3 separate regions of the Homo sapiens genome follow, and regions 1 and 2 are each linked to region 3. The links are chromatin loops, found by intact Hi-C in ENCODE. Cell type or tissue: Caco-2. All regions are shown on one strand.

Region 1 (8,000 bases), 120 kb after region 3:
TTTGCTGCAGGGGTGGGCCTCTCATGGAGAACCTCTGCTAGGGCAGTGTGGAAGGGAAATGTGGGGTCAGAGTCCCCACACAGAATCCCTACTGGGGTACCACCTAGTGGAGCTGTGAGAAGAGGGCCACCAGTCCCCAGGGTCCTCAAGACCCCAGAATGGTAGATCCACTGACAGCTTGCACCATGCGCCTGGAAAAGCCACAGACACTCAATGCCAACCCAGGAAAGCAGCTGGGAGACAGTCTGTACCCCGCAGAGTCACAGGGGCGGAGCTGCTGAAGACCATGGGAACCCACATCTTGCATCAGCATGACCTGGATGTGAGACGTGGTGACAAGGGAGATCATTTTGGAGATTTAAGATTTGACTGCCCCACTGGATTTTGGACTTGCATGGGACCTGTAGCCCCTTTGTTTTGCCCAACTTCTCCCATTTGGAATGGCTGTATTTACCCAATGTCTGTACCTTGACTGTATCTAGGAAGTAACTAACCTGCTTTTGATTTTACAAGCTCATAGGTGGAAGAGACTTGCCTTGTCTCGGATGAGACTTTGGACTGTGGATTGTTGAGTTAATGCTGAAATGAGTTAAGATTTGGGGGACTATTGGGAAGGCACGATTGGTTTTGAAATGTGAGGAGATGAGATTTGGGAGGGGCCAGGGGCAGGATGATATGGTTTGGCTGTGTCCCCACCCAAATCTCATCTTGAATTCCTGTGGGAGATAATTGAATCATGGTGGCAAGTCTTTCCTGTGCTGTTCTCATGACAGTGAATAAGTGTCATGAGATCTCATGGTTTTAAAAAGAGGAGTTCCCCTGCACAAGCTCTCTCTTTTTGCCTGCTGTCATTCATGTAAGACGTGACTTGCTCCTCCTTGCCTTCAGCCATAATTGTTAGGCTTCCCCAGCCATGTGGAACTGTAAGTCCAATTAAACCTCTTTCTTTTGTAAATTGCTCTATCTTAGGTATGTCTTTATCAGCAGTGTGAAAACGGATTAATATAGGTCCCATTTATTTATTTTTGGTTTTGTCACATTTGCTTTTGGGGTGTTAGTCATGAATTCTTTGCCTAGGCCAATGTCCAGAAAAGTTTTCCAATGTTATATTCCAGAATTTTTATGGTTTCAGGTCTTAGATTTAAGTCTTTATACATCTTGAGTTGATTTTTGTATAGGGCGAGAGATGGAGATCCAGTTTCACTCTTTTTTTTTTTTTTTTTTTGAGATGGAGTCTCACTCTGTTGCCCAGGCTGGAGTGCAGTGGCACGATCTCAGCTCACTGCAACCTCCACCCTCCAAGTTCAAGCGATTTTCCTGCCTCAGCGTCCCAAATAACTGAGATTACAAGCACCTGCCACTGGGCCCAGCTGATTTTTTGTATTTTTTTAGTAGAGCTGGGATTTCACCATCTTGGCCAGGCTGGTCTTGAACTCCTGACCTCACGATCCACCCACCTCAGCCTCCCAAAGTGCTAGGATTACAGGTGTGAGCCACTGCGCCTGGCCTCCAGTTTCAGTCTTTTATATGTGGCTTGTCAGTTTTCCCAGCACCATTATTTATTTATTTATTTATTTATTTATTTATTTATTTATTTTAGAGATGGAGTCTTGCTCTGTCACCCAGGCTAGAGTGCAGTGGCGCGATCTCGGTTCACTGCAACCTCTGCCTCCCGGGTTCAAGCAATTCTCCTGCCTCAGCCTCCCAAGTAGCTGGGATTACAGGTGCCCACCACCATACCTGGCTAAGTTTTGTGTTTTTAGTAGAGATGGGGTTTCACCATGTTGGCTAGGCTGGTCTCAAACTCCTGACCTTGTGATCTGCCCACCTCGGCCTGTAATCAAAGTGCTGGGGTTACAGGCATGACTCACCATGCCTGGCCTTCCAGCACCATTTATTGAATAGGGTATCCTTTCTCCAATTTATGTTTTTGTATGGTTTGTTGAAGATCAATTGGCTGTAAGTATTTGGTTTTATTTCTGGGTTCTCTATTCTGTTCCATTGGTCTAAGTGCCTATTTTTATACTAGTCCCAGTAGTACTGGTACTACAGTACTGTAGTCTACAGTCTTGTAGTATAATTTGAAGTCCAGTAATGTGATGCCTCCACATTTGTTCTTTTTGCTTAGGATTGCTTTGGCTATGCAGGCTCTTCTTTGGTTTCATGCGAACTTTAGGGTTGTTTTTCTAGTTCTGTGAGAAATGATGATGATATTTTGTTAGGAATAGCATAAAATCTGTAGTTTGCTTTGGGTAGTATGGTCATTTTCACAATATTACCTTCCCATCCATGAACATGGCATATGTTTCCATTTTTTTGTGTGTCATCTATGATTTCTTTCAGCATGTTTTGTAGTTTTCCTTGTAGAGATCTTTCACCTCCCTTGATTAAGTACACTCCTAGGGTATTGTTTTTGGGTTTTTTTTTTTTTTTTTTTTCAGTTGTTATAAAAGGGATTGAATTCTTGATTTGATTCTCAGTTTGGTCATCGTTGGCATACAGTAGTGCTACTGATTTGTGTACATTAATTTTGTAAACTGAGACTTTATTGAATTTATTAGATCTAGGAGCCTTTTGCATAAGTCTTTAGGGTTTTCGAGGTATACAGTCCTATCATCATCAAGCAATCCTCCCACCTCAGCCTCCCAAAGCAATCCTCACATTTCGGCCTCCCAAAGTGTTGGGATTACAGGCGTGAGCCACTGCCCCTAGCTTATTTTTAATTTGTAAATTTTTTTCTCAAATATTTTCCATTCTTTCTTGGTTGAATTTGAGGATGCAGAACCTGCAGCTGTGATGTCCTGACTGCGCTGAAATATGATGGTTGTCTCAAGAAAAAGTTATTGGGGCCTGGTGCAGTGGCTCACACCTGTAATCTCACCACTTTGGGAGGACAAAGTGGGAGGATTGCTTGAGGCCAGGAGTTTAAGACCAGCCTGGGCAACTTAGTGAGACCCTATCTCTACCAAAAATAAAAGAAATTAGCTGTGCATGGTGGCATGTGCCTGTAGTCCCAGCTACTTGGGAGTCAAAGGTCGGGGAATTGCTTGAGCCTGGGAGGTCAAGGCTGCAATAAGCCATGAAAGAAAGCACCACTGCACTCCAGCCTGGGTGACAGAGCAAGACTCTGAAAAAAAAAAAGAAAGAAAGAAAAGAAAGGAAGGAAGGAAGAAAGGAAGAAAGGGAGAAAGAAAAAGTTCTTGGATAGGCTGGGCACGGTGGCTCACGTCTGTAATCCCAGCACTTTGGGAGGCCGAGGCAGGCGGATCACGAGGTCAAGAGTTCGAGACCAGCCTGACCAACATAGTGAAACCCTGTCTCTGCTAAAAATACAAAAATTAGCTGGGCGTAGTGGCGCGTGCCTGTAATCCCAGCTACTTGGGAGGCTGGGGCAGGAGAATCGCTTGAACCTGGGAGGTGGAGGTTGGTTGCAGTGAGCCAAGATCGCACCACTGCATTCCAGCCTGGGTGACAGAGCGAGACTCTTGTCTCAAAAAAAAAAAAAGAAAAAAGAAAAGAAAAAGTTCTTGGATAATTTAAGTTGTGAGCTGAAGTAGCATTTATTTTGTGGAATTCTTTTATATAGTTAAAAATATTTTCTGAAATGAAATGTTGTCTGTGAGTTTTAAAGGCAAAATTGTAAATTTATCATGAAATCAATTTTCTAAATACTGGTCAATATAAATTGGAAAATGCTGCTGTACCTGCTGCCATCTGCTGGCAGGTTTCATTTCCCTAAAACAGCAATTTTCAAAGTGTGGTCTATGGATCCTGGGGGGAATGGGGGGAAAGAGGTCCCTGAGATCCCTTCCTGAGTATCCATGATATCAAAACTGTATTCCTAATAATACTATAACTTTATCTTTTTCACTCTGTTGATATTTGCTCTGATGGCGGGCAAAACCACTGAGGATCTTTGGACAAATCAAGGCACAACCACCAAACTGAACTTAAAAATGTACTTTCTTCACTGCTGTGCACTCCCAGAACCAGTTTCACTTAATAATGTCCTTGCAGGGCCAGGTGCGGTGGCTCACACCTATAATACCAGAACTTCGGGAGGCCGAGGCGGGAGAATCACTTGAGACCAGGAGTTCAAGACCATCCTGGTCAACCTAGCAAGACCCCATCTCTATAAAAAATAAATTCAAAAAAAAATTAGCTGGGTGTGGTGGCACGCACCTGTAGTCCTTAGCTATTTGGCAGGTTGAGGCAGGAGGATCTTTTGAGCCCAGGAGTTCAAGGTTACAGTGAGCTATGATTGTGCCACTGCACTTCAGCCTGGGTGACAGAGCAAGACTTTGTCTGTAATAATAATAATGATAATAGGCCGGGAGCGGTGGCTCACGCCTGTAATCCCAGCACTTTGGGAGGCCGAGGCGGGTGGATCACGAGGTCTGAAGATCAAGACCATCCTGGCTAACACGGTGAAACCCCTCTCTACTAAAAAATACAAAGCATTAGACGGGCGTGGTGGCGGGCGCCTGTAGTCCCAGCTACTCGGGAGGCTGAGGCAGGAGAACGGCGTGAACCCAGCAGGCGGAGCTTGCAGTGAGCCAAGATCGCGCCACTGCACTCCAGCGACAGAGCAAGACTCCATCTCAAAAAAATACATATATATAATAATAATGATAATAATCTCTTTGATAAAGTAGGAAAAAGTAATTTTTTTATCTCTACCCTTGAATTCACATGGAACTCCATTTTGCTTGAAAAAATGACAAACCATATATGATTCTTCTTTTTTTTTTTTTTTGATATAGGGTCTGGCTCTGTCACCCAGGCTGGAGTACAGTGGTGGGATCTTGGCTTACTGCAGCCTCTGCCTCCAGGGCTCAAGTGATCCTCCTTCTTCAGCCTCCTGAGTAGCTGGGACTACAGGCATGCACCACGACGCCTGGCTAATTTTTGTATTTTTTGTAGAGATGGAGTTTTCCCATGTTGTCCAGGCTGGCCTTGAACTCCTGGGCTCAAGCAATCCACCTGCCTTGGCCTCTCAAAATGTTGGGATTACAGGCATGAGCCACTGCACCGGGCCCCTTTATGATTCTTTAAACAAGGTGTTTGGTAGATATTTTATTGAAAATAAATAAAATAAGCTTGTGATTTCAAGTGAAACAACTGATAATGTTTGTCGCCACTGGTAAAATTTGAGCTTTCAAGCAAAAATTATACTTTAAGAAAATTTGTATTTGTTATCATGAATATGACCACTTGCCAGGAAGAATTTTCTGATGAGATCAGTGTGACATTACTGAATCCCATACGGTAGGCAGAATAATGGCCCCCAAGGGTGTCCATGTTCTAATCCCCAGAACCAGTGAATGTGTTTCTCTACATTCCAAAGGAACCTGGGTTAGGTGTAATAACAAGGGTCCTTGTAAAAAGAAGGCATGAGTTAAGAGAGGAGAGAAGATGCTACATTGCTGGCTTTAAAGACGGAGGAAGAGGCCATGAACCAAGGAATGTAGGTGGCCACTGGAAGCTGGAAAAGACAAGGAAACAGATTCTTCCCTAGAACCTCTAGAAGGAACCAGCCCTACTAACACCCAGAGAAACTGATTTCTGATTTCTGCCTGCCAGACTGTAAGATGGTAAATTAACGTTCTTTAAGCCACTGAATTTTGTAGTGGTTGTTTGTTACAACAGTAACAAAAAACTCTTACAGTGAGGTTTTGATATTGCATAATGAAATGTGAAAAATTTCACATTTTTCTTAAATCTCACAATTCAACTTGACTGAACCTTAACCAAATTGATCCCACTTCTCAATTATATGCAAGTAGGATCATTTACCAGCACTCAGTAATTAATGACATATCTCTTTTCCTTTTTTTAATAAAACCAGGAGACCCAAAGAAATACATCTTGGAATTTTTAACAATGTGTTCATGTCTCATACAGGAAATGAGCCTGGATCCTAAAACGATGGTAGATGATGGGTTTTATAATTGAGACAAACTGTTGTGCCATGGATATATTTTATTACACGAACTGATTACATCTGCTTGTTGTGTGTTGTAAATATTGTTCACATAAGTGATTTTGGTTCTCAAAGGTATGTGTATACTTAGGCACACACATAGAAACACACTGTGGTTTGATGAGATGTTCCTGTTATCATTTTTGTGATATTTTGTTATATAAAGTTATAAATATTTTCAGAGAAAGAAAAAGTTATTTTGTTTAAGTATCATTAATATTACATGAAAAAAATACGTATTTTTTGAGACGAAGTCTTGCTCTGTTGCCCAGGCTGGGGTGCAATGGCACGATCTCGGCTCAATGCAACCTCTGCCTCCTGGGTTCAAGTGATTCTCCTGCCTTAGCCTCCTGAGTAGCTGGGATTACAGTCATGTGCCACCATGCCCGGCTAATTTTTTTATTTTTAGTGGAGATGAGGTTTTACCATGTTGGCCAGGCTGGTCTCCAACTCCTGACCTCAGGTGATCCACCCACCTTGGCCACCCAAAGTGCTGGGATTACAGGCGTGAGCCACTGCACCTGGCCTTTGAAAATATTTTGAATCAAAATAAATTAAGTTTCAGCCAGGCACATGGCTCATTACTGTAATTCCAGAACTTTGGGAGGCCAAGACAGGAGGATTAGTTGAGCCCAGGAAGTTTGAGTTTGCAATGAGCTGTGATTGCACCACTGTACTCCAGCCTGGGTGACACAGATACTGTCTCTCTAAAAAAGCTTTTTAAAAACTAAATTTCACATTAAGTATCACTTATCTTGGAATGTTCTTTGGAATGTCCAAATGTCCAAATGCAGTGAGAGAACCACAGTGACAATGTTCAGCCATTCATATTTCATTTCCCTCTCCACACTGACATCTGGCACTTAGGAAGGCTTAGTACATCCCAGCCCTTAACCCTGTGGTGCTAATATTTACGCAGGGTCAGTGGCTGAGTGTTGATGTGGGAGTGTCCAGGAAATGACAGGGGCTAAAGGAGGCTGGGGGAGAGGGATGAGGGGAGGAAAAGGATATCTACTCCCAAGGGATGGGAGAGACAGTATTTGACACCCGAGGACTCTGAGGAAGGAGTAATCCTAAGGGGCTGGCCCTGGGTTTCTTCTACTGTTTCTAAACAGGCTCACTTTTCTTTGTTGAAAGCCTGGGTTTTGCAGTTTATGGCCCCACTATTTGGCTCAACATGGTGCTATTATTTTTTTCTTTTTTTTCTTTTTTGAGACAGGGTCTCACTCTGTCACACAGGCTGGAGTGCAGCGGCACGATCTCGGCTCACTGCAACCTCCACCTCCCGAGTCCAAGCGATTCTTATACCTCAGCCTCCCTAGTAGCTAGGACTACAGGCATGCCACCACGCCCGGCTAATTTTTTGTATTTTTAATAGAGATGGAGTTTCACCATGTTGGCCAGGCTGGTCTCATACTCCTGACCTCAAATGATCTGGCCGCCTCGGCCTCCCAAAGTGCTGGGATTACAGGCATGAGCCACCACACCGAGCCAGTGCTATTATTTTCTGACAGTTTTTCCTTCTCTTTTTACGCTAGACCAAAAAAAACATGGCAGCAACAGATCATGGTGCGCCTCCGCAGTCTCTGCCAGTTGCCACAGCCACCTCCTGCCTCCACAGGTCCCACCCAAGGATTCTCAGAGGTGCAGGAATGAGATTTCTTTCCAGCTCCCTTCCTGGTGGTGGCTCCTCATGTCACACAGAAATAGTTACCACCACGCTGTGGGAACTATTTCTCTATAGTAAAATTCCCTGTGATATTTTCTTTTCCCTATTATCCTTTCGTAGACAACATGGCAGTATTAAAATTGTTTATATTCTTCAAATATATGCACCTGTGTTTATATATGTTGTGTTTCCAATCGTGTTTAACAGAGAAGGGATGGATTCTTAGGTCAGGAGGGAGAAAGAATCTCATCCAGGGCTGACTGAAAAGTAGGAGGAAACTGGTTATTCCAGAGACAGGATTTGATAGTTTGTATACAGGTAGGTGGGTAGGTGGTTGTTGGTGCAGAG
Region 2 (8,000 bases), 74 kb before region 3:
AAAAAAATCAAAAAATTAGGCCAGGTGCAGTGGCTCATGCCTGTGATCCCAGCACATTGGTGGGCTGCAGAGGCAGGCAGATCAGCTGAGGTCAGGAGTTCGAGATCAGCCTAGCCAACATGGTGAAACCCCATCTCTCCTAAAAATACAAAAGTTGGCCAGGTGTGGTGGCGGGTGCCTGTAATTCCAGCTACTTGGGAGGCTGAGGCTGGAGAATCACTTGAGCCCAGGAGGCAGAAGTTGCAGTAAGCCAAGACCGCGCCGTTGCACTCCAGCCTGGGCAACAAGAGTGAAACTCCGTCTCGAAAGAAAAAAAGAAAAAAAATTATCTGGGCGTGATGTTGCATGCCTGTGGTTCCAGGTAGCTGGCAGGCTGAGGTGGGAGGATCACTTTAAGCCCTGGAGGTCATGGCTGCAGTAAGCTGTGATTGTACCATCAAACTCCAGCAAGGATGACAGATCGAGGCTCTGTCTCTAAAAATAAAAAATAATACAGAGACCTCATCTACCCTCTACCCAGTTTTCTCAAAGGCAACTTCTTACAGAACTTTAGTACATGCTGGGTGCGGTGGCTCATGCCTGTAATCCCAGCCCTTTGGGAGGCCGAGGTGGGCGGATCACGAGGTCAGGAGTTCAAGACTAGCCTGACCAATATGGTGAAACCCCATCTCTACTAAAAATACAAAAATTAGCTGAGTGTGGTGGCGTGTGCCTGTAGTCCCAGCTATTCGAGAGGCTGAAGCAGGGGAATCGCTTCAACCGGGGAGGCGGAGGGAGGTTGCAGTGAGCCAAGATCGTGCTATTGCCTAGACAACAGACTCTGTCTCAAAACAAAAAAAGAACTTTAGTACAATATCACAGTCAAGATATTGACATTGATACAGTAAAGATACAGAACTTTTTTTGTTTTACAATATTTTCATTACATTCAATTTCTTAAAATTTTTTTAAAATTTTGTGGCTGGGCGCGGTGGCTCATGCCTGCAATCCCAGCACTTTGGGAGGCCGAGGCGGGTGGATCACAAGGTCAGGAGATCGAGACCATCCTAGCTAACACGGTGAAACCCTGTCTCTATTAAAAATACAAAAAATTAGCCGGGCGTGGTGGCGGGCGCCTGTAGTCCCAGCTACGCGGGAGGCTGAGCCAGGAGAATGGCGTGAACCTGGGAGACGGAGCTTGCAATAAGCCGAGATCGCACCACTGCACTCCAGCCTGGACGACAGAGCGAGACTCCGTCTTAAAAAAAAAAAAAAAAAAAATTTGTGTAGGTGTGGGGTCTTGATGTCCTGCCCAAGCTGATCTCAAACTTCTGGCCTCAAGCAATCCTCCCACCTTGGCCTCCCAAAGCACTGGGATTATAGTTGTGAGCCACCGTGCCTAACCCAGAACATTTTTATTACTACGAAAGATCCCTCATATTGCCCTCTTATAGCCATACCCACTTCCACTCCTGCTCCTGCCCCTTATTTAACCCTTGGTTACGACTAATCTCTTTTTAATTTCTATAATTTTGTCTTTCAAAAATGTTATATAAATGGAATCATACAGCATGTAACCTTTTGGGATTGATTTTTTTCATTCAGTATAATTCTTGGAAAATTCATTTAAGTTTGCTGAGTAAATCAATTGTTGTTCCTTTTTATTGGTGAGTATTATTCCATGGTATGATTGTACCTCAGTTTAATCATTCACCTTTTGTAGGACATCTAGCTTTATTCCATTCCAGTTTGGGGCTGTTACAAATAAAGCTGCTAGAAATATTCACAGGTATTTATGTGCACATAAATCTTTGTCTCTCAGGATGAACGTCCAACAGTGCTGCATAGTAGGGGAGTTACATGTCTAATATTTTAAGAAACTGCCAAGGCCAGGCGTGGTGGCTCACGTCTGTAATCCCAGCACTTAGGGCGGCCGAGGCGAGCGGATCACGAGGTCAGGAGTTCAAGACCAGCCTGGCCAACATAGTGAAACCCTGTCTATACTAAAAATACAAAAAATTAGCCAGGCATGGTGGCGTGCACCTGTAGTCCCAGCTACTCTGGAGGCTGAGGCAGGAGAATCGTTTGAACCCAGGAGGCAGAGGTTGTGGTGAGCCGAAATCGTGCCACTGCCCCCCAGCCTGGGCGACAGAGCGAGACTCCGTCTCAAAAAAAAAAAAAAACAGAAGAAAAGAAACTGCCAAACTCTTTTAACAGAGTGACTATACCATTTTACATTCCCACCAGTGATGTATGAGTGATCCAGTTTCTTTACCACAATATTTCTTATTTTCTTTTTTAAAAAAATTTATTTTTTCATCACATACTTGTTTTGATATTTGTGTGTGTTGTAGGTTTTTATTTTATTTTTTATTTTATTTTATTTTATTTTTTTGCCAGGCTGGAGTGCAATGGCATGACCTCGGCTCACTGCAACCTCCGCCTCCTGGGTTCAAGCAGTTCTCCTGCCTCAGCCTCCCGAGTAGCTAGGACTACAGATGTGTACCACCACGTCCAGCTAATTTTTGTATTTTTAGTAGAGACGGGGTTTCACCATGTTGGCCAGGATAGTCTCTTGACCTCGTGATCCACCGACCCCGGCCTCCCAAAGTGCTGGGATTACAGGCATCCCAGCACCTGGCCTGTTATAGGCACTTTTTACTTTACTCATTCTAATAGGGAAGTAAGATGTGTAGTGCTATCTCATTGTGATTTTTATTTGCATTTCTCTAATGAACTTCTTTTCATGTGGTATAGCTTTTTGTTTTGTTTTGGTGTGTTGTCATTGTTGCCGTTGTTCTGAGACAGTCTTGCTGTGTTGCCCAGGCTGGAGTGCAATGGAAGGAACTCAGCTCACTGCAACCTCCGCCTCCCAGGTGCAAGCGACTCTCATGCCTCAGCCTCCTGAGTAGCTGAGATTACAGGCATGTGCCACCACACCCGGCTAATTTTTGTATTTTTGGTAGAGATGGGGTGTCACCATGTTGGTCAGGCCGGTCTCAAACTCCTGAGCTCAAGTGATCTGCCCGCCTCAGCCTCCCACAGTGCTGAGATCATAGGCGTGAGCCACCGCATCTGTCCTTTACCAGTAATTTTGTAGTCTGTAAACTGCTCTGTACCTTACTTTGTTCCCATATCAGCACAAACCTTTGTTTCACTCTTTCTCATGGGTGCCTAGAGTTGCATTTTGTGGATATGATCTAATTTATCTAACATTGCTTTTTATTGAGCTGTTTATAATGTTTTCAGCTTTTGCTGTTACAAATAATGCTGCAGTGAATATGGTTATACACATTTAAAGGGAATCCTTAATGAAGAAGACATTTGAAACAGTTTTTCAAACTTGATTTAAGTTTTACAAGTTTACTTGAATGAATACTAATCTTTTTTTTTTTTTTTTTTTGAGATAGATTTTTGCCCTTGTTCCCCAGGCTGGAGTGCAATGGTGTGTCTTGGCTCACTGCAACATCCGCCTCCTGAGTTCAAGCAGTTCTCCTGCCTCAGCCTCCCAAGTAGCTGGAATTACAGGCATACGCCACCATGCCCAGCTAATTTTTTATATTTTTAGTAGAGGTGGGGTTTCACCATGTTGGTCAGGCTAGTCTCGAACTCCTGACCGCAGGTGATCCATCCGCCTTAGCTTCCCAAAGTGCTGGCATTACAGGCATGAGCCACCCACCCAGCTTAATGAGTACTAATCTTAGGATTGCTCTATTTTTGTGTGCAATTTAAGAAGTATATTGTTTCTGCCAGGTGTGGTGGCTCACGCCTGTAATCCCAGCACTTTGGGAGGCCAAGGCAGGCAAATCGCCTGAGGTCAAGAGTTCGAGATCAGCCTGGCCACCATGGTGAAAACCTGTCTCTACTAAAAATACAAAAAAAAATTAGCTGGGCATGGTGGCACACACCTGCAGTCCCAGCTACACGGGAGGCTGAGGCAGGAGAATTGCTTGAACCCAGAAGGCAGAGGTTGCAGTGAGCCGAGATCGTGCCACTATACTCCAGCCTGGGAGACAGACTGAGACTCTGTCTCACATACACACACGCACAAAAAGTAGTATATTGTCTTACGGTGGTTAAACATCTGCAGAGTTGTGTAATTTAACTTTACCTTCTGAGAATGTCATTAAAGAGAAGTGTACATACAGGATGGGATTCCTCTCAGAGTTTTGTACCTTTCGTGGGTACAGCTGTTTGCTTTCCATATGTCATAGTAGGAGGATTGATGATTTTCAAAGAAAATAATATTACTTCCATTTTTTTTGTGTGTGAAAAGGAGCATAGGGCTTCCATAGGGAATGCCGTCATCATAAAGTGAGGCAAGGGTGGATTCTGTAGTATATATATATTTTTTTCTTCTGGAGCAGATGGGAGGGAGAAAGGAAACAGTACAAGATGGAAGGAGCCTTAGGGTAGATTTATAAAAAGGACTGCTATGCCAGACAGTAGCAATGGTAATGTGGACACAAATGGTGAAGGGGAGGAGTCGTAAAAGAATTGTGTCGTAATTTTCAAAGCCATAAAGCTCACAATGCAGTTGGGTGTGTTAAAGGGCAATTCTGTGGCAGGAGCCAGCTGTCTTCTATCTAAGGAGCCTGAGCACTGTGTTTTAAGATTGTGAAATTCTTTGAGATTTCATCTATTTCTGACCTGAACTCTTTTAGATTATTGAAAATGTGACTAGTATATAGTTTAGCTTTTATGGACTATCATATTTGACCCCTTGTGTTCAATAATACCCAAGACACCAATGCAAAGCCCCATTTTCTGTTTCCAGCATAACTAATATGCAGTAAATTATCATGACTTTTCCAATGGCCACTTTTTATGATACGGGTTTATAGCCCCTTGAGTATTTTCGGTTTTTTTCATTTGTACATAAATTAAGGTAAGTCCAAAAAATTTCATTCTAACCAATTTACCAAGTATATTTTTAGAAGGCAGATAATAATTAAAGAAGTTGTGAGATTGTATATTAAATCAAGGTAGTTTTCAGAAAAATATTCTCACAATTGAAATTAAAATGTGGCCCCAAATTAGGAAAACGTCTCAGAAATCAACTAACTAGTTTAACTGTTAAGGTTTGGATGAACTTAGAGATACTAATATAATGGATCAAGAAAGTTATATAGTCATCCTTTGGTATCCTTGAGGGATTGGTTCTAGGGCCCCCAACAGATACCACAATCCTCAGATATAAAATTCCTTACATAAAATGGTGTAGTAATTGCAGATAACCTGTGCACATCCTCTCATATACTTTACTTATTTTTATTTTATTTTATTTATTTTTTTGAGACATAGTTTTGCTCTTGTCACCCGGGCTGGAGTGCAGTGGCTCAATCTTGGCTCACTGCAACCTCCGCCTCCTGGGTTCAAGTGATTCTCCTGCTTCTGCCTTCCAAGTAGCTGGGATTACAGGCGTGTGCCACAATGCCTGGCTAATTTTTGTATTATTAGTAGAGACGGGGTTTCACCATGTTGGCCAGGCTGGTATTGAACTCCTGGCCTCAAGCGATCCGCCCATCTTGGCCTCCCAAAGTGCTGGGATTACAGGCATGAGCCACTGCATCCAGCCTTCTCTCATATACTTTAAGTCATCTTTAGAGTACTTATAATACCTAGTGCACTATATATGCTATATAAACAGTTGTCATACTGTATTGGTTTTTAATTTTTAAAAAATTATTGTAGTTTTTTTTATTATTATATTTTAGAATATTTTCTATTTATAGTTGGTTGAATCTACAGATTTGGAACCTGTGGATTCCAAGCACCAACTGTACACATAATGACACTTTTAGAAATTTGCTTCAGTTTCTGAACCACTCAATGCTGTATGAAGCCATAAGTTTTATTCAATTAAGGATTGAATAAACATTCTGTGCCCTGGAATTAAATAAATGCTATGACTTTGAAATTTTAAGGTGATTGTGTTCCTAGATGTTTACCAAAGAGAAACAGAAACTTGTCCATAAAAGAATTTTATAGCAGCTTTACTCCTGGTAGACAAAACCTAGACATAGCCCAGGTATTCATCAGTAGAAGAATGGATAACTAAGTTGTATTACACTTGTATTTTGGAATACTAGTCAGCTATAAGGAAGAACCAGTGAGGTCGGGCACAGTGGCTCATGCCTGTAATCCCGACGCTTTGGGAGGTCCAGGCAGGCAAATTGCTTGAGTCCAGGAATTTGAGACGAGTGTGGGCAACATGGTGAAACCCTGTCTGTACAAAAAATTGGCCAGGCATGGTGCTGCACACCTGTAGCTCCAGCTGCTCGGGAGGCTGAGGTGGGAGGATCACCTGAGCCCTGTAGGTTTGAGGCTGCAGTGAGCTGAGGTTGCACCAATGCACTCCAACCTGGGTGACAAAGTGAGACCCTGTCTCAAACCAAAACCAATTACTAATGCACAAGTTAACATGGATGAATCTCAAAACATTTTCCTGTTTTTTCTTTTCCTTCGCATAAGGTATCTACTGTGTGATTCCATTTATACCATTTATATGACAAACAAAACTTTATGAATAGACAAAACTAATTTATGTTGCTAGAAATCAGAACAGTGGTTGCGGGAATTGACTGGAAAGAAATATAAACGCATCAATTTAAGCAGCAGACCCCAGCCTTTTTGGCACCAGGGACCAGGATCATGGTAGACTATTTTTCTGTGGACAGGGTTGCAGGGGAGGTGGTTTCAGGATGATTCAAAAACATTACATTTATTGTGCACTGTATTTCTATTATTATTACATTGTAATATATAATGAAATAGTTATACAACTCACCATAATGTAGAATCAGTGGGAGCCCTGAGCTTGTTTTCCTACAACTAGATGGTCCCATGTGGGGGTGATGGGAGACAGTGACAGATCATCAGGCATTAGATTCTCATACGGAGCACACAACCTAAATTCCTTGCAGGCGCAGTTCACGATAAGATATGCACTCCTGCCGGGTGCAGTGGCTCTCGCCTGTAATCCCAGCACTTTGGGAGGCCGAGGTGGGCAGATCATGAGGTCAGGAGATTGAGACCATCCTGGCTAACATGGTGAAACCCCGTCTCTACTAAAAATACAAAAAAATTAGCCAGGCGTGGTGGCAGGCGCCTGTAGTCCCAGCTACTCGGGAGGCTGAGGCAGGAGAATGGTGTGTACCCAGGAGGCGGAGCTTGCAGTGAGCCAAGATTGCACCACTGCACTCCAGCCTGGGCGACAGAGCGAGACTCCGTCTCAAAAAAAAAAAAAAAAAAAAAGATATGCACTCCTATGAGAATCTAATGCTGCTGCTGATCTGACAGGAGGCAGAGCTCAGGCAGTAATGCAAGTCATGGGAGCAGCTGTAAATATAGATGAATATAGCTGTAAATATAGGTGTGGTGGCAGGCACCTGTAATCCCAGCTACACGGGGGGCTGAGGCAGGAGAATCACTTGAACCCGGGAGGCGGAGGTTGTGGTGAGCCGAGATTGTGCCACTGCACTCTAGCCTGGGCGACAGAGCAAGACTCTGTCTCAAAAAAATCAATATAATAGGCTTGGCAGGTGGCTCACACCTGTAATCCCAGCACTTTGGGAGGCCAAGGCAGGTGGATCACCTGAGGTCAAGAGTTCGAGATCAGCCTGGCCACCATGGTGAAACTCTGTCTCTACTAAAAATGCAAAAAAATTAAGCGGGTGTACTGGCGCATGCCTGTAATCCCAGCTATTAGGAGGCTGAAGCAGGAGAATCGCTTGAACCCAGGAGGTGGAGGTGGAGGTTGCAGTGAGCCCAGATGGTGCCATTGCACTCCAGCCTGGGCAACAAGAGTGAAACTCCGTCTCAATAAATAAATAAATAAATAAATAAAATAAAAATAATTTTACGTGTTTCTTTTAATGTTATTTTTTAAACGTGTCTGTTAGAAAAATTTAAATTACATTTATGGCTTCAATTATATTTCTTCCTTTTTTTTTTGTCTTTTACAAAAAAATCTGTACCACAAACTTTCACTACACCACACACAAACTTCTGGCCTCAAG
Region 3 (8,000 bases):
GACTTAAAAACTATCTGAATGCACCCTGAGGATGATGGTGAAAGGTGCAATTTTGACATCAAAACAAGTGGGTGCATCTAATATTTAATTAAAGGATCAGATGAAGAAAGCAGATGCGAAGTCGCTCAGATGGAAATGTGGCCTAACCCCCAACCCAAGGTCTGAGAGAGTGACAGAAGCTAGTGTCACCTTTGAATACAAAACATGGCTACAGATGAATTCAAGAAAGAATGAAAATGTATTGCTTATATAATTTTAGGGCTAGTTTCTTTTTTTTCTTTCTTTTTTTTTTTTTTACGAGGCGGAGTCTTGCTCTGTCACACAGGCTGGAGTTCAGTGGCAGGATCTCAGCTCACTGCAACCTCCGGCTCCCGGGTTCAAGCAATTCTCTTGCCTCAGCCTCCCGAATAGCTGGGATTACAGGCGCCTGCCACCACACACGGCTAGTTTTTTGTACCTTTAGTTTCTTTTTAGTTAATTATTAAAATACAAGATGATTTATTTTCAGGATTCTTGAAGGCATATAGACTCCCTTTCAAATGTAAATGAGTGGAGGAAAAACTGGAAGCCTGCGTCCTCCTCCTTTGCTAACAAAGGGTGTTTATTAGCTAGGATGGCAATGAAAAATTTAATACAACGTAGTTTATAGCAGTGGACTGTGTCTTTGGCTCCTCATCTGGATGTGTAGCTCTGGCTCCTCATGGATAAGCTGTATAAAGCCTTATTAGATTCAAATACTAACCGTCGCTATGCCATATTAAAAAAAATCATTATAGCTATAAGCTGTATTTCTTATATAAGTGGGGTTAAATTGGTTGACTTAAAGATTTCCCCCTTTGCTACCAGTGCTAAAAAATTGTCTTAACCAAAATTAGGAATGTGCTAATTTAACAATTTACACTACAGGCCTGCTTCCTGGCAATGTGCTGTCAATTCAAGAAAAGAAAGAAGGAAAGCTACTTCACGATGAGAAATCAAACCTCACCCCCACTTCTCGCTCTCTCTTTTCTTCCTTTTTTTTTTTTTCCTCTGAGCAATGGTCCCCAGGAAACAAACCCACAAACCGCTGTCAAGTTTGATTCCTCTTTCTGGAGTTACAGCCTTCCTGCTCCTCCGTGATGGCTCAGCTGAAGTACCACCTCTGCTACTCGTTTTCAAAATACATGTTGAGTCTTAGGACCAGGAGGACGATTGAGGTTTTTTTTCCTTGTCATCTTTCTTTTCTTTTTCTTTCTTTCTTTTTTTGGTGGTGGGTGGGGCCAAACTAAGAGGGAGACAGCAGGTCTGGGCCATCCCTCTTCTGACCCTCTGGGGCCATCTTCCTTCTGGCAATTCTCTTCCCCCATCTGTTTTCCTCTTGTTTTTGTTTTTTAAAAAAGAAGGAAAAACAATCAAAGAAAGGAAAAGAAACGAAACAAAACAAAATTACATGAAACATCTCTATGGCAAGGCCAGTATGGTAGAAAATTATGGTAAAAAATTATAGGAGTGCATTGATTCATATGAGCATTTCATGTTTCTACACAGGTCTCAAATTATGGAAGAAATACATTGTTTAGGCAAGAGATGGTGGCATGAGAAGCTTCCTCTTTAATTTTTAAATTATACAAAGTTTGCTTCTTCGTTTGGCAAAGGAGGGGCTCTGTTTTGGTCTTATTTGATCAATAATTTTTCACTCCTCACACATTTCAGAAAATGTTCACTGATGTTCATTTTGCTCCAGGTGCTAAGGAGGGAGCTCTGGGGGCAGCTGAGGGCTTAGGCATTCCCGGTGGGGCTGCCAGGCTCTTCCTCAGCCTAGGAAACGCTCCCATCTCAGGACAGCACCCTGGCCCCCAAGACGGCTTCATCCTTTTGGAGAGGTACTTCTGCAGCTTCCTAGGGCCATCAGCACATGTGTCCAGCTGGGTTGATTTAAGGGCTTTTTCCAGGGTGATTTTCCCATGGATTCCAATGAGCAAAACCAGAGGAGCTGGGGAGGTCCATGTAGTGTATTTTTAAATTTCTCCATCTTTATGATCCAGGCATAGTTATGCAGGTTGGACACCGAGGTGTTTTTTTAAATTGCTTATCGAAGTATAATTTAAACAGTGAAATCGTGCATAGATCTTAAATGGCATTTATAAGTTTTGACAAATGTACATACACGGCAATCTATTTTTATTTCACCACCCCAGAAGGTTCCTTCATGCCCTTTCCCAGTCAATACCTCCTCATCCCCAAGGGTACTTTTCCTCTCCCCATAGCTTAGTTCTCTGTTCTAGAATTTCCTGGAAATGGAATCACACAGTATGAACTCTTTTGTGTTTGGCTTCTCTCTCCCAACACGATGTTTTTGAGTCATCAGGTTGTTGCCTGTACCAGGTTAAATAGGATATCACTAACAGCGAGATAGTGTTAAGAAGGGGACAATTTTTACCCCGTTGGCCTCCAGGCCAGATACTACCTATATCCTGGTAAGTGGCCCTCCTTGCCCTTCCAAGTGAGTCTCTCTCCAGGGCCATGCAAGTTCCTCTCCCAGAACCGCTCAGGCGGCCTCGGGCACCACCCAGATGGCTGCGGGGCCATCACCAGGTCGCCTCCCCAGAACAGCTGCCCCCTGCTTCCCCCCAGCCCCATTAAAACTCAAAAGGGAACTCTGGCCCCTCTGCCGATCAGAATTCAGACTCGCTTAATTCCATGCATCCAACTGCACACCACCGTGTGATGTTTTGGTGATCAGATATGCAGAGTTCTTTAAAAAACGTAAAAAGAAAAAAAGAAAAGGTGGGTAAAAACCGAGATCTCCCGGGCAGTGGATATGTCTCGGTTGAGCCAGGGATTCAGAATGAAATCTTTTCTTTTCTTTTTTAAATAAACGGAAGAGTCGTTCTCTGCTCCTCGCTCAGAAGGTTTCAAAGGTCGTCACACTGAAGCCCGGGGGCGTTCATCTCCCCAGCGGCCGGGAGAAGGGAGGAGGTTGGAGGGCGGAGGGAGGGAGCACACAAAAGCGGGCCGTGCTGAGAGGGCTAATGTTTCCTGTTTGCCTGGAGCCCCCTCCCCTGCCTCCCCTCCCCCAGCCCCCTCCCAGCACTCGGGCGGAAGTGAGTTTGCTCCTTTGGAGATTAAAAGGATTCCGAATTCCGATCAGTCCCAATAACCGGCGTACTGAAGAGAAGAGGAGGAGGAGGAGGAGGCAGAGGCGGCAAAGCAGAGAAAGAGGGGGCGCGCGCGCGCGCACGCAACCCGAACTGGGGGAGTTGTGCAAAGCCCCAGGAGGCCGGGGCACGGCGGGAGCAAAGCTCGGTAGGCGCAGCGCGGCCGAGGCCACCCGCGTCCGGATCGGCGACTCCTTTCAGAAAGAAGATGACGCGGGCGCGAGCCGGCGGCGTTGGCCACGCGGCTCCCGAGCTCGCCGCGCGGGGCTGTTGCCGGTTCCACTGATTCCAGCGCGCCCGAGAGGAGCCTCCATCCCCGAGGCTCGGGATCGGAGGGGGGACCAAGGCGAGGGCGAAATGGCCCGATGACAAAGGAAATGTGATCCCCCTTCTCTGCCAAGGTTTCAGAGAGGACGGACGTGAGGAGGAGGAGGGGCGCAGGGCGCGCGCGGAGCTCGGATAGCATTGCACGACGGCCCGCGCGGAGCGGGTACATCTAATATCTTCCTGCCGATGAATAATTCAGGGCGGCCCGCGGGGACCTGCGGCCCCGCGCGCTAAGCCGAAGGGGAAGGAGCGTGCGTGAGGCGCCCAGGCCAGGCGAGGCGGGGGCACGAGGGCTCCGGGCCGCGTGGGGCGCGCGTGCGTGTTAAGCGCGGGCAGCCGCGGCCCGGCTGGGCAGGCGCGCGGAAGACTCGAGGCGCGTGGGACGCGCGTGCGTACTGCACGCGTGCGGCCGCGGCTGGGCCACCACGAGCTGCAGCTGCTGCGGGGCCCACCGCCCTGCAGGGGAGGCCGTGCCTGGCTGTGCGCAAGCCCCAAGCGCAGCACGCCGGGCCACCCAGGAGCCCCTGGCCGCCGCGTCATGCGGCGGGGCAGCCGACGTCGCGCGGGGAGACACCGGCTTGGCGACGCACCGCTCCCGCCTTTACTAGTTTGGGGCTCCTTCCCCTCCCAAGAACAGACTAAATCCGTTTAAAGAAAAGCAACGCACCAAATACTCGTGGAACCAAATTCTGCTCTCGCCGGGACTGGGACTGCACAGCGAACTCTCCTTTTGGGAACTCCTTTCGTCTATCGCGAAGGGAAGCCTCAGCTGCTCCAGGGAGTCTTCCGACCTCCCTGCCCCCGCTCGCCCCTCGCCTGTCGGGGCTTGTTCCGGCGTTCCCTCTTCGGAAGGCACGCGGCCCCCAAGTTATCCGGAGGAATCTGTGTCGCCGCTGGATAGTGGCATTTAATGCCTGCAGTGTCGGGGGTGGCAGCGCTCGGGCCGGACGTGGCGAGGCCAAGCGGGCAGCGCTGCTCTGGTGCCGGCTCCCGGATTGCAGGCCTAATCGATGCATTTTTCTGAGTGAGTCGGTGACTCCCCCACCCACCTCGTCCGCTCTCTCCTCCTCCTCCTCCTCTTCCTCTCTGGTCTCCTCCCTCCTCCGGGCTGGGTTGCAAATGGCTTCGTTCCCCGAGACCGATTTCCAGATCTGCTTGCTGTGCAAGGAGATGTGCGGCTCGCCGGCGCCGCTCTCCTCCAACTCGTCCGCGTCGTCGTCCTCCTCGCAGACGTCCACGTCGTCGGGGGGCGGCGGCGGGGGCCCTGGGGCGGCGGCGCGCCGCCTACACGTCCTGCCCTGCCTGCACGCCTTCTGCCGCCCCTGCCTCGAGGCGCACCGGCTGCCGGCGGCGGGCGGCGGCGCGGCGGGAGAGCCGCTCAAGCTGCGCTGCCCCGTGTGCGACCAGAAAGTAGTGCTAGCCGAGGCGGCGGGTATGGACGCGCTGCCTTCGTCCGCCTTCCTGCTTAGCAACCTGCTCGACGCGGTGGTGGCCACTGCCGACGAGCCGCCGCCCAAGAACGGGCGCGCCGGCGCTCCGGCGGGAGCGGGCGGCCACAGCAACCACCGGCACCACGCTCACCACGCGCACCCGCGCGCGTCCGCCTCCGCGCCGCCACTCCCGCAGGCGCCGCAGCCGCCCGCGCCTTCCCGCTCGGCACCCGGCGGCCCTGCCGCTTCCCCGTCGGCGCTGCTGCTCCGCCGTCCTCACGGCTGCAGCTCGTGCGATGAGGGCAACGCAGCTTCTTCGCGCTGCCTCGACTGCCAGGAGCACCTGTGCGACAACTGCGTCCGAGCGCACCAGCGCGTGCGCCTCACCAAGGACCACTACATCGAGCGCGGCCCGCCGGGTCCCGGTGCCGCAGCAGCGGCGCAGCAGCTCGGGCTCGGGCCGCCCTTTCCCGGCCCGCCCTTCTCCATCCTCTCAGTGTTTCCCGAGCGCCTCGGCTTCTGCCAGCACCACGACGACGAGGTGAGTGCGTGGGGGCGTGTGTTTGTGTCCATCGGATAACTGCGTGTGTGCTCAACAGCGTTTCCCGGCCGGTCCCACAGCGAGGGGAGGAGGCCCTCTCCGGATTTGGTTTGTATTTCCTTTGGCTACGTGGCAGTCCTTGCTACCAAAGTAGATCATGACCTGGGAAGTATGTGGAAGTGGATTCTGTGTACGTGTCGCGAGGGGCTCCGAAAAATCCCATAGCGTGGGGTCCTCCCTTTTCTGATTTTAATTTCTGTGTGGCAAAACGCGGCAATCGTCTTGAGTTAGGCGTGAGTTGGGAGGAGATAGGTGTGTGTGTTTGTGTAGACGTGGCCTGCTCCTGCTCTTGTGGGCACACCAGAGGCCTCCCAACGTGCTGAGAAGGCGCTCCTTTATTTTCAGATTTTTGTTTGGAAAACTCATAGATTGTTGCCTTTAAAATGGGGCGTGAGCCCGGAAGAGATGGTTGTGTGGGTGAGTGCGTGGAGTTTGTGTGCCTCCGTAGACCTGGTTTCCACGTGCGCACTTGTGAGGGGAAGACTGGTTTTTTTGTTGTTGGGACAGCATGGCAGTCCTTGCCTCCTTATGTTGGGTAAGAGTGGGAGCGTCTGTGGATCTTTGAGGGCCAAGGGCCCCCAGTCTTAAGCCCTTCTCTCTCTGCGGCTGCTTCCTATATTGTTTAAAATGCGTGTTCTGGCCCCTGAATTCTCCTAGCGTGAAATCGCCGTTCGTGGGCCCACGGCTGCACCCCGAGATAGAAGCGGAATAAAGGGACGACGTTACCTTCACCAGCCTGAGTCTCTTGGGCCGCGCCCGCCTGCCCCGACTCCAAGCCCTACAGGAACCGGTTTCCCTGGTTAGGAGGTATCCACCCGGCTCAACCAGGGTCTCGACTTCCTTGGAAAAGACCAAGGCAGCCGTACGCTGCTGGAACGCCGGAGTGCAAAGGCTTTTAGGGCTACATTGCAACCCTCGGGCTCGATTTCGCCCTTTGGGCTGTCGAGTAAACATTTGCTTTTCACACAGTGTGACCCCTTTCTCCTTTCCACTTTGGTATTATGCGAGTGTCGTCTTCTCCCCCGAACCCAATGAAGGCAGGCCAAAAGTCTTGAGAAGCGGGCTCTTGCCGAGGGGGTCGGTAACTTAGGCGATCTACCTGTAGACCGGTAAGAGAGGGTGTGGGTGAAAGTCTTGACTTAGAGCGTAAGCTGGAGACTGCAGAGGCTTTAAAAGCCATAGTGGGGGTCGTGGCCTGTGTGAGCTGGAGAGTGGGTACCGAGCACCGCAAAGGTGAGCCCAGCGCCGCTGCCTTTTCCACTCCTAACCTGTTATTTGGGGAGGAGGGCGGAGCTATTGCCTGATGGCCTTTAGCTGGCTTCTCCTGTTGGAAAAAAGTTGAAATTCTAATCTACTTGTTGTAGGCATCTCCTTTTAAAAGGTTTCTTCTAGGTAAGAAGCTAGGGGGCAGTTATCTTTTTTTTCCGTTTTTAAACTTTGAATGGACTCCTAGTTTTAATATACTGTGGGTTCATGTTCTTTCATCACTTTTAGAAAAATGAGTGATTGAGGTAAATACCGATCCAAATCCCAGGAACAGAAAAATGGAGCCAATTCACTTGCAGTTTGGGATCAAATGCAGGGTGAGCAGAATGGGGTTGAATCCAGGAGTTTCCCCTTCTGAGAGGTGCTTTTAGTTTAAATGTCAGTTTATATTTCCAGTTAAAGATACACCTATATTTTATTTGGGCTGAAACAGTAGATGCTCAGTGTTGGCAGACTTGTAAAAGATTTATTCACTTTTAAAATTAGAAAACCCTTCAAACTGCATTGGGGAGTGTGAATTGAGAAGTGAAGCTCTCCACTCACCCTGGGAGGTACTCGGAAGCTCTTCAAATTCACTTTTTAGCATGTGCAATGTCAGGTTGAAGTAACTAATAATCCTTAACATAAAATTTGCTCAGTTTTGAGCAAGATTCTGCTTGCTCCCTTTAGCTTTTCATTAAAAACATTTCGGAAGTTGTTTGGCCTTTTTATTCATTCCTGGATTTAGAACGCTAGAAATTTGAGATTAAAGGTGACAAACCAGTGTTCTGAGTAGAAGACTAAAGTGTTAGGAGAGACAGCACTAACAGGTAGTGAGGTTCATAAACGGTTCCACCTACAGCTTAAATAATTCCTTTTCTTTTGATCTCGTTAACAGTTTGAGAATATTGTTCCTTTAAAAAGTCATCCCTCTCTGGCTGGGAAGGAGCTTTAGGACATTTTTGGAGGATGATAGACTGACCCATATCTGGACTGCGATACACTGAATGCCTAAATCCACATATTTTAATGTGTATACTGTCTACCTCAATTTTTAAGATGAGCTCCTTAACTGAGTTGCTTCCCTTGTCCACAGGCTCCGTTAAATAATTCAGAGTAGCACCTTTTCCTTATAGTGACTCAGGCCACCTGACCTTGGGAAGGAGGCCCAAACACCCTACCCCAGCCTGCAGGGTCTCTCGCCCAGGGGGACTTTCTTCCTTAAGCATCCCCTTGTAAAATGCCTTCTTAGGATTGGCA

What was found. Hi-C counts contacts between places; a loop is a spot of excess contacts. Peaks named below come from ENCODE experiments on the same cell type or tissue, not always from the same donor. Only the 100,000 strongest peaks of a DNase experiment are listed, where the experiment ranks them.
Region 1: it touches region 3 in a loop (3-fold over the local background); 2 of 110 quality-filtered maps call a loop at or near these places.
Region 2: a loop joins it to region 3, with 3 times the contacts of the local background. A loop is called at or near these places in 2 of 110 quality-filtered maps.

The regions. Positions count from the first base shown.
Region 1 is chr3:32,930,622-32,938,621 of GRCh38, forward strand. No RefSeq gene overlaps it. Among named protein-coding and RNA genes, the nearest start is that of CCR4, 17 kb to the right of the region's middle. RefSeq lists a silencer at 6,171-6,368. In Caco-2, a CTCF peak has its summit at 3,723 (motif pointing left); no DNase peak of the experiment used is centred here.
Region 2 is chr3:32,739,622-32,747,621 of GRCh38, forward strand. All of the region lies in intron 13 of CNOT10 (CCR4-NOT transcription complex subunit 10), which reads left to right. Among named protein-coding and RNA genes, the nearest start is that of CNOT10-AS1, 6.2 kb to the left of the region's middle. In Caco-2, no CTCF peak of the experiment used is centred here; a DNase peak (open chromatin) is centred at 4,520.
Region 3 is chr3:32,813,498-32,821,497 of GRCh38, forward strand. It overlaps TRIM71 (tripartite motif containing 71), which reads left to right and starts at 4,500. Exons shown (of 4, transcript NM_001039111.3): 1 at 4,500-5,435. The coding sequence starts at 4,584. RefSeq lists an enhancer at 4,960-5,541. In Caco-2, no CTCF peak of the experiment used is centred here; DNase peaks (open chromatin) are centred at 3,004, 3,564, 4,644, 6,294 and 3 weaker places; H3K4me3 peaks cover 5,869 bases.